2 separate regions of the Homo sapiens genome follow, and region 1 is linked to region 2. Evidence: read pairs that join two places in POLR2A ChIA-PET (ENCODE). Cell type or tissue: Caco-2. All regions are shown on one strand. Each heading gives the region's core, and the rest is flanking DNA. Links, peaks and the distances in the headings are about the cores only. Region 1 has its middle 3.6 kb from the start of SP8. Region 2 has its middle 66 kb from the start of SP4.

Region 1 (5,387 bases), core at 54-5,053, 570 kb after region 2:
AAAAATTAACCATTGAGCTATTTCAGGGGACATCCACAAAACTTCTGTCAAAATAAAATAAAATTAAAAAAAACTTATGTAGACTCAAAAATATTCTCTACACAAATGGACTTGTGCAAGAGACTTTGAGAACTCAAGAAAGCATGGCTAATTTTCAGATTTTCATTTTAATAAAACTGACCTGAAAGTAAACTCCAATGAACAATTTTTTAGGCTTTCAAGTGCTCGAAGACGCCACACTTTCTGGTCATTGGTGTTATTTTGGGTAGTGTTATCTCTAAGAATCTGTTGACAAACCCAAAGTGGGAGCATGCTAGTTTGTCCCCTGGTTTTAGAAAGTGAATTGTATCCCCTTTCACAAATATCACACATTTGTAAACCTTATACAGTGATTTGAACACATGTGTGGTTAAACCCAGAGACCTGGAGCAGCTCCTAGATTATTTGTAATTAAACACAATTCCCAGAGTAACATTTATCTTCCCAAAACTGCGATTGCAATTGTCAACCGTCTGGAGGAGACCCCGGGGTAATCTGGGAGCATTACCTCCTCTACTAACAGAACAGAATGAAAAGAAATCAATAGTGTTGAGGATAAGCATTTAGTAGTTTTTAACTCTGCATGTTAGCTGTAAGAAAGTGATATATAATACCAAAAGAGAAAATAACAGAAACAAATCCATTCTAGGAAAAAAATCAGAGACACACTCATCTGAATGTCTAAGCTTCTCTTTTGCTCTCTTGCCTTGAACGACAGTCACACACAAACACACACCATTCACACTAAATGAGCAAACTCTTTTCCCTACATGTGTTTCCTTCATTTATATGATGAAGGAGAAATACAAAGTGCTGTAGAATTAATTATCAATTTTATCCATGGGCTGGCAGAGATGAATATAAAAAGTACTGTAGAGTGCAAGCCTGAATGTAGAAGTAGCACGAGGCCACATTAACATAGCATGAAGATATGAACATTATGTGTGTTGACAATAAATAGGGAAAGGTGTTTTGTTTTCTTCCTTTAATACAGGCTGTACACAGAGATGGAGATTTTGAACATCAATTTTGGTAAATATCTTTATACTTTTCCTATCTATGAACTTACCTACTACTAAGATGATTGTTTGATACATGGGGAAAGTCCCGCTTGTCTTCTAACTATGCAATTTGAATATCCCAGCTAAAATAAATCAAAGCTGGTAATATGCTAAGTCAGATAAGTAAATCTCTTTTAATTAAAGTGTCCCTAACTTTTGAACATTTTGAAGTGGCAGAGAAGAAAAAGTAAATATTAAGGAGAATGGAAGAAAAATATCAAGTCAAGAAAAAAATAGGAAATGCTCTCTCAAGTGGTCTCATTTATTTACAGTCATCAAGGCAACGCTTTTCATCACCAAGAAGCTCCTGTGCCAGTAGATCAAGAGTCACTATTGCTTCGTTGTGGTCAACAAATGCATCCAATTAAGCACTACCAGAAAAGTAAGGACTCGGCTATAAATGTGGCCGGACAGTTTGGAACCAAATAACCTCACTAATAGAGGCTATTGTTCAGCGTGGAAGTTCCCATTTTCCAATCAGGAAAATACAGCCCTCTCTGGGCTCTGGCCGACTGATCTCTTCCCACCTACGGCTCAACAATCTGCCACCAGCGAGGGGCTTGTATTACCTCTCTTCCCAGGAAATGTTAGGTAACTTCTTAGTAAAACCACACGAAAGAGAAATGGACTGCTAAGGGGCACCCCTCAGGAATTCACAGGTCCACGCCTAGCCAGGTTTTTTTTTTTTGTTTGTTTTGGTTTTGGTTTGTTTTTTGTTTTTGTTTTTGTTTTCCAGCGGGAAGGAAACTTTGACCAGAGAGCTCTCGACGAGGAAACACCCCCACCCAACCTGGCTCAGCTCGCTGCTCCCGGCGGCCGCCGGCGGCGCTCAGCTACCCAGCGATCCCTCTTCACGCTTTATTTAGTAGCCAACACGTCCGCGTGCGAGGACCCCGCACACTAGTCAAGGGGTTGGGGGTCGTCTTCCCATTCTGGGAGAGGCGCAGGCCAGGGACGCAGTGCCAGCACTGCGTTCGCTCTGTCTCCCGCGGGCACCCGCCGGTCAGCTTCCAGAGCTGCATGTCCCTGCCAACGCTCTAGAAACCGAGATGCTAAGAGCCGGGTTTAAACGTACCCTGCAGAGGTACGCGCTACAGTTTGTGTGCATTTTTTACCATTAGGCTTTTTTCCTTTCCTTTTATTTTCTCTCTCTCTCTCTTTTTTTTTTTTTTTTTTTTTTTTTTTTTTTTTTTTTTTTGACGCTCTGTTTATAGTGGTCCACACTTAACAAGTTCAAAAACCGTATTTGGTGTAGATGAGCTGCCGGACACTTGAAAGCCTAGATAACTTTGATGTTTTCCACTATAAATCCCTAATTGTACTTAATGGTTACAAATGACTTTATTTACTTGTCGCTGTAGCTACACATTTTAATCTATTAATCAAACAGCAGAGGCATCTTTCACTTCCTACTCCCGCAAAAGGAAAAGCAGGAATTGAGGCCTCTAATTTGCTTTTAGGACCTTCTGTTTCTTTGGTTGTGAAAGCTAAGACCTCCAGATCCGAGCATTGATTAGTCTTCAAACCTGCCTGCAAAAAACCTTCCTTTCTCCGTTCCATCTAAGGAGATGTTGATGTATATTGTAGCTGCAAGGTGTTAGATATACTTGAGCAAGTTGTTCCCAGGATGTAAATTAGGTCCCAAAAGCTGTTGTCCAAATCGAAGAAACAGAGAAATTAATCTGGGAGACTATCCATCATCACCGGTAATAAAGAGAGCGACATGGATGAGACAGATGATATGATTAAGGGGCTGTGGTCGTTTTAATTAACTTTTTGCTGTCCTGTAATGATCAAACTGGTCACCAGACCCGGTCAATAAGCATGTTAATATCAAACAAATAAAACCAGGGATGATTAAAAACCTCCTAGTTTATTAAATTTGAAATTCAAATGAAATTTATGCTGCAGATGCATACAGAATGCTAATAGATTTTAGCTTTATTGATAGTGGATCCCACAGGTTTGCAAGAAACAGCAGAATATCCATCTACCCCTCTTCCTGCCAGCACATTAAACTTCATATGGGGTGGAGAAACTTTTAATTAATGTTAGAAAGCCTGTACTTCCTATTTTTCTTCCCCCTCTTTTTCAAACATCTATATTATCACAATATAATACTCAAGAGTAATAATCAATATCGTAAAAGTTAAACCGAAGTGTATGCACCCTGAAATGCTTTGCCAGGCAGGCTATATCAACAATGGATTACAGATGTTCTCTCCTATGGGACAGGATTTAAGAATGATTGGGTCACTTCTCCAAAGTGGAGAAAGAGCTGTCATTAAGTCTAGTTTCAAGCATATTTAGATGCAAAATTATGACTGCTAAAATTTTTGGTCAATTATATAATTCTCTTTGTCTTTTCTTTTTAACACAGCTGCCTTATGCCTCATGTCACAAACACTAGCCATTTCTTTTGGGGAGGGAGTGAAAGAAGGGTGGTACAAGAAAAAAATGCCCTTTGACCAATGCTACTATGAAAGAAATAGCTCACTTTTTATATGAAAGTAAGTGGAATATACATATATTTCTAATAAAAAATATATATACATATATATAATGAAGAAAGTTGCACATACACACCTTTGTGGAAATCCCCAAATGCTGCAAGCCAATCTTACACAAACTGAAGAATCCAGTATTTTCATTAAATCCACACCAACGTTGTGACTTATAGGAAGAATGACATATGATTCTAAAGTTAATTTATACACTTGAAAAATCTTAGAATTAGGTAGCTCAAAACTGCAGTCACATGACGCTGGGTTTTTCTAATTCCTGGCATTTTTGAGGAAACAGTGTTAACGCCTCTGTTTACTCTCAGTATCAGCATTTAACTTTTTAATAGTCCTGCCTCACTTCCTTCCAGAAGATAGGAGGATAAAAAGATAAAATAAATAACTATTCATAGATGGGAGCCTCCCCTCAAAGCTGTTTTTCTCCACCTTTGAGGATGATGGTATTGATTAGAATTAAACCCCAAATCTGAACAACTGTATATTAGGCCCTTAAAATGAATATCATTAAAGAAGGAGACCAAAGCAATGAAGTTAATTCTCTTTTATTTGTTAAACGGAGTACCCTCCTTCCCCCACCCCTTCCTCCTTCTGGGCTGGCCTGTCACGCCTTCTCAACACGCTAAAATCATTCAGAGCGGCTTGCAGGGAGAAACACGACATTTATGGTAAGCGTCAGCCCTCAGAGAAAGAAAGCAGTTCATTAATTTACTTCACACTTACTTCAAAGTATGAGAGTATACCTTACCCCCTTAATCAATAGATATGATGTACAGTCAATATCCCCACAGCGTTTAAAAAAGGGTCAGAAATGTACACTCTCACACCACAAACATCAGTTTCAACTCTGCTCAATGAAATTTACACGATACAACTTGACTTCGAAATTTTGTAAACCCTAGGAAGATTTTTTGACATCCCTAGAAGCTGTGAAATCCTTGAGGGGGGTTCAAACACAACAGTAAAATAAAAATGTTTTCCCAGTCAAAACAAAACAGTTCGCCCAGCTAGTCACATTTTAGTTAATTCCATTTTAAAATTAGACTTCTGAGAGCACTTGTAACTGGTTAAAAATATGAACTGTTTTTATAACTTATGAATATTCAATAGGGCTACAAAGACTGGACTTTTTGCTACACTGGTGTTGTGCTTTCTGCGGTTTAAGTTCCCTTGTGGTGGCAGTGAAATTGTAATGGCATTTCTGAAGGCAACTAATAACACAAATGGCAAGCAAATGACTAAACCCCACCGAATTTGAACTAAGTGTATCTATTAACATGCACACACACTCATAGACAGATCTCTGGCCCAATCGCCATTAGACACTGACGCCTGGATAAATGTCCAAGATTTGTCAAAAGCTCCTCTCTATTCTTAGATAAATAGAACCCATATATTTCGATCAAAGTCCTGATTCTTTTCTCAGAAAGAGGCAGTGAGGTTTTCTGTGAAAATTTCTAAATTCCGTAAAACGCTCTTCAATTTCTTACCCAAAGAAAAAACGACCCTCGCTTACTCTCTTCTCTATCTAATCCTTTTGTATTGAAATTTACTCAACACCACGGGACACACACACCTCCTCCCCTAGAGTGAGACGTGCACTTCTAAAGCAGAATTCCACCTCAGGGAAAAAAAAAAAAAAAAAAAAAAAAAAAGCCACGGCATCAAAGAAACAACTCATGGGCGCGCAGGCGCGCATCCACGTCCCAACGCATCCCTAAAAATAACCCTTAGCCTCTCAACCTTTCTACTATTTCGTTGGAGAGCC
Region 2 (5,387 bases), core at 54-5,053:
ATGTTATCTCTCCTGGAAAAGACAGTACTCTGGGGTCAGATGTTTGGGCTCGAAATCTGATTCTACATTTGCCAGCTGCATGGCCTCAAGCAAGTTATTTAATTTCTGTGTGCGGCAGTATCCTTGTCTATAATGTGTTCTAGCAGTACCTATATTGCCTGGTTGTTTTGAAGACTATGAGTTACTGTATGTAAAGAACAGTACCTGGCTCATAGGAGACACTTTAAGTGTTAACTATTATTACTTCCTCCTTCTATTTCCCAGGATAATTCCTGCTCAATCTCCAGATTGCAGCTTTGATCTCTTTCCTGAGGAAGCTTCCTTTGTCAAACCCCCTAACCTCTATACCCAGCCCCCTGCAAGGTTAAGTTGGCTGTCCCTCCTATTTACTTACTGAGTCACTTAGATTGCTGTCTGTCTCTTGTCTTTTTGCACCTTTGTTTGCTCACTATCTAGCAAACTACCTGGCCTATAGTACTCTCAATTATTATTAGTTAAATAAATAAATGGGGCCAGGTGCTGTGGCTCACGCCTGTAATCCCAGCACTTTGGGAGGCCGAGGCGTGCGGATCACGAGGTCAGGAGATCGAGACCATCCTGGCTAACACGGTGAAACCCGTTTCTACTAACGATGCAAAAAAATTAGCTGGGTGTGGTGGCGGGCACCTGTAGTCCGAGCTACCCGGGAGGCTGAAGCAGGAGAATGCCATGAACCCAGTAGGTGGAGCTTGCAGTGAGCCAAGATCACGGCACTGCACTCCAGCCTGGGCAACAGAGTGAGACTCCATCTCAAAATAAATAAATAAATAAATAAATACATGTTAATCAATGATATATATGGTGGTGGATTCATTCATTCATTACCATACTGTACTCAAGGTATAATGTTGGGATAAAATGTGCATTGAGTGTGGCTAGATATAATATGCTTTAAATATTGACTGCAGGGTCTCTTTGTGTAGAAAAAGTCAGAAAATAATTGTTAACAAACAGAACTCTTGATGAAGATTATCTACATCCAGGAAATAAACCCATAAGATACTTATTTTAAAAGGGCCCTTGAGATACTACATATCTAAAACTTCTGAGGTTAGAAAAACTGCAAAGATAATTTCTATATTATAATCATTATCCATGGTTAAGTAACAAAGAATGACAGAAGAGGAGAGAAAAGGGTTTTTTTGGTTGTTGAAATAATGATTTTTGAGCTGTATACATATTATTTTGATTAGGTGGGTAGGGGTATATATTACATGGCATAAAGTATGGAAACTTTTACACTGACTTTTATTAGAGAATGGGACAGATAGTGCAAATAACAGTTATTAAGGATAGCACATTAAAAACAATTTTAAAGTAAATATAAAACAAAATTCAGCTATTGGCCGGGCGCAGTGCCTCACATCTATAATCCCAACACTTTCAGAGGCCAAGGTGGACTAACAGCTTGAGCCCAGGAGTTCAAGACCAGCCTGGGCAACATGGCAAAATACCATCTCTACTGAAAATACGAAAAATTGGCCGGACGTGCGGCTGTAGTTCCAGCTACTCAAGAGGTTGAAGTAGGATAATCACCTGAGCCCAATAAGTTGAGGCTGCAGTGAGCCGTGATTGCACCAGTGCACTCCAGCCTAAATGACAGAACAAGAACTCATCTCAAAGAAAAAAAAAAGTCTAGCTATTTAAGTTTATAGATTTAGCTAGCTTGAATTTATGTAGTATAGTTGCCTGAATCATTTAGTGACTATATTAAAATCTAATTGTTAGAGAAAAGTGACTGTATTTTTACTTAATGTTTATTAAATTTATTGCAGGTACATAAAATGTACATTTTATGATTTCTTTAGTATTTATATAGTTTTGATTAGATATGATCTTTGTTTTCTAAGATTTCACAACGAAAATTTTTAACTGTGGTGACTACTGCTTGGAATTAGGAAGTTCATGAGTAAATTTTAAGTGTCTGTTCTGCGTGATCCTATAGGGAATTCACATTTTTGATGAGAGAGCAAGAGTAATGGAATTCAAGTGAAATGAGAGTTCCAGAAACTAAATATTAACTTGGTGCCGATACTGGGGTTAGTGGAAAAAATTTAAATGCCACTTCTTCTCAGTCAAAGTCCCCAGACATACCTTTGTTTTTCTTTTCCTTAAATTCCATATGATGAAGAAAAGCTTTGGATTTTGCAGAATCTGCTCCTCTTCAGAACACCAACAGTAACTAATGAAGCTATAAAAAGTTAAAATCCACCTGCAGAGAAAATTAAAGTACAATTAAAGAACAGTTTTTGAGTATCTGTTTTTTCTCATGCTAGAGAGTATTGGGAGCATAAAGATTATAGGACAATGTTGCTTCTCTAAAGAAGTCATTAGTCTAGTTGGGATATAAAACTTATACATAAAAAGAGACACATAACACAACAGCAAAGTAAATGTTAGGTGTTTTGCGGAGTGTACTGATTACATACAAAAGTAAGAAAAGGAAGGAGGAGGAAAGAGAGAAGAAGACCATTTAAATTTTTATTCTTACGAGGGCCTTTGGTTGGAACAAGCCAATCTGATTAGGGTGGTTGGAAGAGGATGTCTCAGCTGACATGTACATGCAGAATACTGCTCAGGAAGCCAAAGCGGTGGCCAGTGATCAGATTCAACGTCAGAAATTCTTCTAGCCAAGGCTCTAGGCAACACCAAAGTCTGTGGATTTAAAAAAAAAAAAAAGATAGTTTGTGGATTTTCTATTGGGTTGCTTGGGAACTTCTTCATGGTGATATTAATGGCAAATATTTCTCTTTTGAAATTAGACACAGCTGTAAGAAGATTTCTGTTTGGTGGAGGTAGGAATACATATGGTCAAGCAGATAACAGTGTGGTTTGATAGACAGTCTAGATAAGAGAGAAAGCCAAGATAGTGGAGAGAGGTATGTAGAAGAAGCATTTAGATCATAGGCACCAGAAAGCATTGTGATATGAATGAAGGTTAAAGGAGACAGGATGTGGCCAAATATGCTTTCATCTGTCAACACAGGTCAACTCAGCTAGAAAAGGTGTAAAATTATCAGACGACCTCAAGAAAATGATTAATCCAGGTGGACAGAAAGACTTCAAATGCAGAGCCACTATATTTTAGAAGAAAACCATTTTTGTTTGGATGATGTAATGGGTCCAGAGCCAAGTGACAAATTCCCAAGGGTTCTCAATTTTCAGAGCTGGTAGAGACACCAGTAGACAAAAAGGAGTGCACTGTAAAAGAGGGAGAAGTGAGGGAAAGCTGTAACAAGAAGATCAGGAAAATGAAATTTCCAAAGAACAGAGAAATAAGATAGCCCTTTTTTTTTTAATTTTTTTAATTTTTTATTTTTTTAGACAGTCTTCCTCTGTTGCCAGGCTGGAGTGCAGTGGCGCAATCTTGGCTCACTGCAACCTCCGCCTCCTGGGTTCAAGCGATTCTCCTGCCTCAGCTTCCCAAGCAGCTGGGACTACAGGTGAGCGCCACCACGTCCAGCTAATTTTTGTATTTTTAGTTGAGACGGGGTTTCACCATGTTGGGCAGGATGGCCTCGATCTCTTGACCTTGTGATCCACCTGCTTTGGCCTCCCAAGGTGCTAGGATTGCAGGCGTGAGCCACTGTGCACAGCCAAGATAGCACTTTTATACATGATTTGTGTTCCTATAGTTTATGCCCCTCTGCAGCAGGACACCAGCAATGAGAGAATACGAGCCATGTTGAGAACTCACACATAAAGGCTAACGTCAAAATAATAGGCAGCCTAAAAAGGGAAAGGATTGTACTACCTGGTAGTAGTGTAATGACAGGAGGTATTTTGTGTGGGGACACCTGACTATTTATTAGTTTAATTTGTATGTAAGTCAGTTACCCAAATATGGGTTTTCACTTTGCTCATATCAGGATGGTTCTGAAACTCTGAACCCCATACAAAGGGGAAGATTGTGTCTAGAAATTTCCCTCTATCCATCTAGCTCTGTGTAGTATAGCTAAGATTCACCCTAGATTGTTTCTATGATGCTGGGGCCAGTGTTTTGGGAATTACTGTAATATGATGGAGAGAGCACAGCTTTTAGTATCACAAAATGCTAGCACCACAAATTACTAGCTGTGATGTTCTGGACACATTTCTGATCTTCACTGAGCAACAGTTTCCTCTTCTGTAAGCTGGGAATAGTAACATAGCCACTCTTATTATTAGTTGATGGTGCATATTAGTGATAATTGGCAGAAAGTGCCTGGAGCAGAGCCTGATACATACATGCTACTCAAATGTGGTGCTATCTTTAGATATCTCTAAAAAATTCTATTACTACAAAACTTGTTATTGTCTTGATGTTTGAATATGCTATTTTTCTTTCTCCTAGGAAACAAGAAAAAGAATCTATCATTTGTCATATTTCTTTCTTGAGTACAGGTGATATCACCAGGATAATTTATCATGAGTACATTTTATTGTTTTTAGAGTAATTGTTTTTTTTTTTTTCTTTTTCCTTCCTATAGTGACACTGAAAGCAGGCTAAATTTTCTCATTTTTAATTGCAGGAATGGTTGGGCTATTTCTACTGGGCAGGTAAGAGCAAATTTCCCTCCCTTTACATGGCATAGAAAAAGAGACCACCAGTATTGTTCCACCAAGGACCATTTAAAATTATCCTTTAGATTCACCTTGGTTATAGATTTTAAAGTATAGAGGTAGTGACAAAAAGTATCTAAGACTGACAACCTAAATTTTCTCTTTCCTGTTCAAGGAGACTTCCTGACCAGAAGATATCTCAGCCATCTAATCCTTTTAAAATTTGTCAGTCCTACTGGTGAAAATAAAACATGTCAGATACCCCCATTTAACTCTGTCGCTTCTTTGACTAAATTTTTCACTTCCAATGTAATGACTTGTGGCAGAATTGAACAATTATATGAACTTCTTCTCTTGGCTTCAAGAAAAGGACTCCCATTTTATACTGGTCATATTTCTTTGCCCTCTTCTTCAGCAATTGAATGGTGGTTAGTGTTTAGTGAGAGTTGTCATTTTGAGTGCCCCATGCAGATTGCAATAATTCACTTGCAAAGTGTTTAAAAAAGACAGCAGATAAATCTCAAAAATTCTTCCCTTTCCCCCAGGGATTAGCTCTTGACACTCATAAGGGAACAGAGAAGATTACTTTCTGATATCTCTAGGAATTATGTGGCATCATACGGTGCTGCTCTTGAGGGGAAGAAAACAAACAAAGCTCAACCTCTTCTGTGGGGAAAAGAGCAGATCTATAAGCAAATCCCAATTTAGCTAAGAAAGAATATATCTTGATTTACAACAGTATAAACATCTGTATATAAATCTATATACATTTAATTTCATAACACACATACCCAGTTCCCTGACAT

What was found. ChIA-PET counts read pairs that join two places held together with the same protein. Peaks named below come from ENCODE experiments on the same cell type or tissue, not always from the same donor. Only the 100,000 strongest peaks of a DNase experiment are listed, where the experiment ranks them.
Region 1: POLR2A ChIA-PET joins it to region 2 with 8 read pairs; 1 of 35 experiments calls an interaction of 5 or more read pairs at or near these places.

Annotation. Positions count from the first base shown.
Region 1 is chr7:20,787,753-20,793,139 of GRCh38, reverse strand. No RefSeq gene overlaps it. Among named protein-coding and RNA genes, the nearest start is that of SP8, 3.6 kb to the right of the region's middle. RefSeq lists an enhancer at 1-131. In Caco-2, for the core only: no CTCF peak of the experiment used is centred there; no DNase peak of the experiment used is centred there; H3K4me3 peaks cover 491 bases; H3K27me3 peaks cover 249 bases.
Region 2 is chr7:21,359,157-21,364,543 of GRCh38, reverse strand. No RefSeq gene overlaps it. Among named protein-coding and RNA genes, the nearest start is that of SP4, 66 kb to the left of the region's middle. In Caco-2, for the core only: no CTCF peak of the experiment used is centred there; a DNase peak (open chromatin) is centred at 2,623.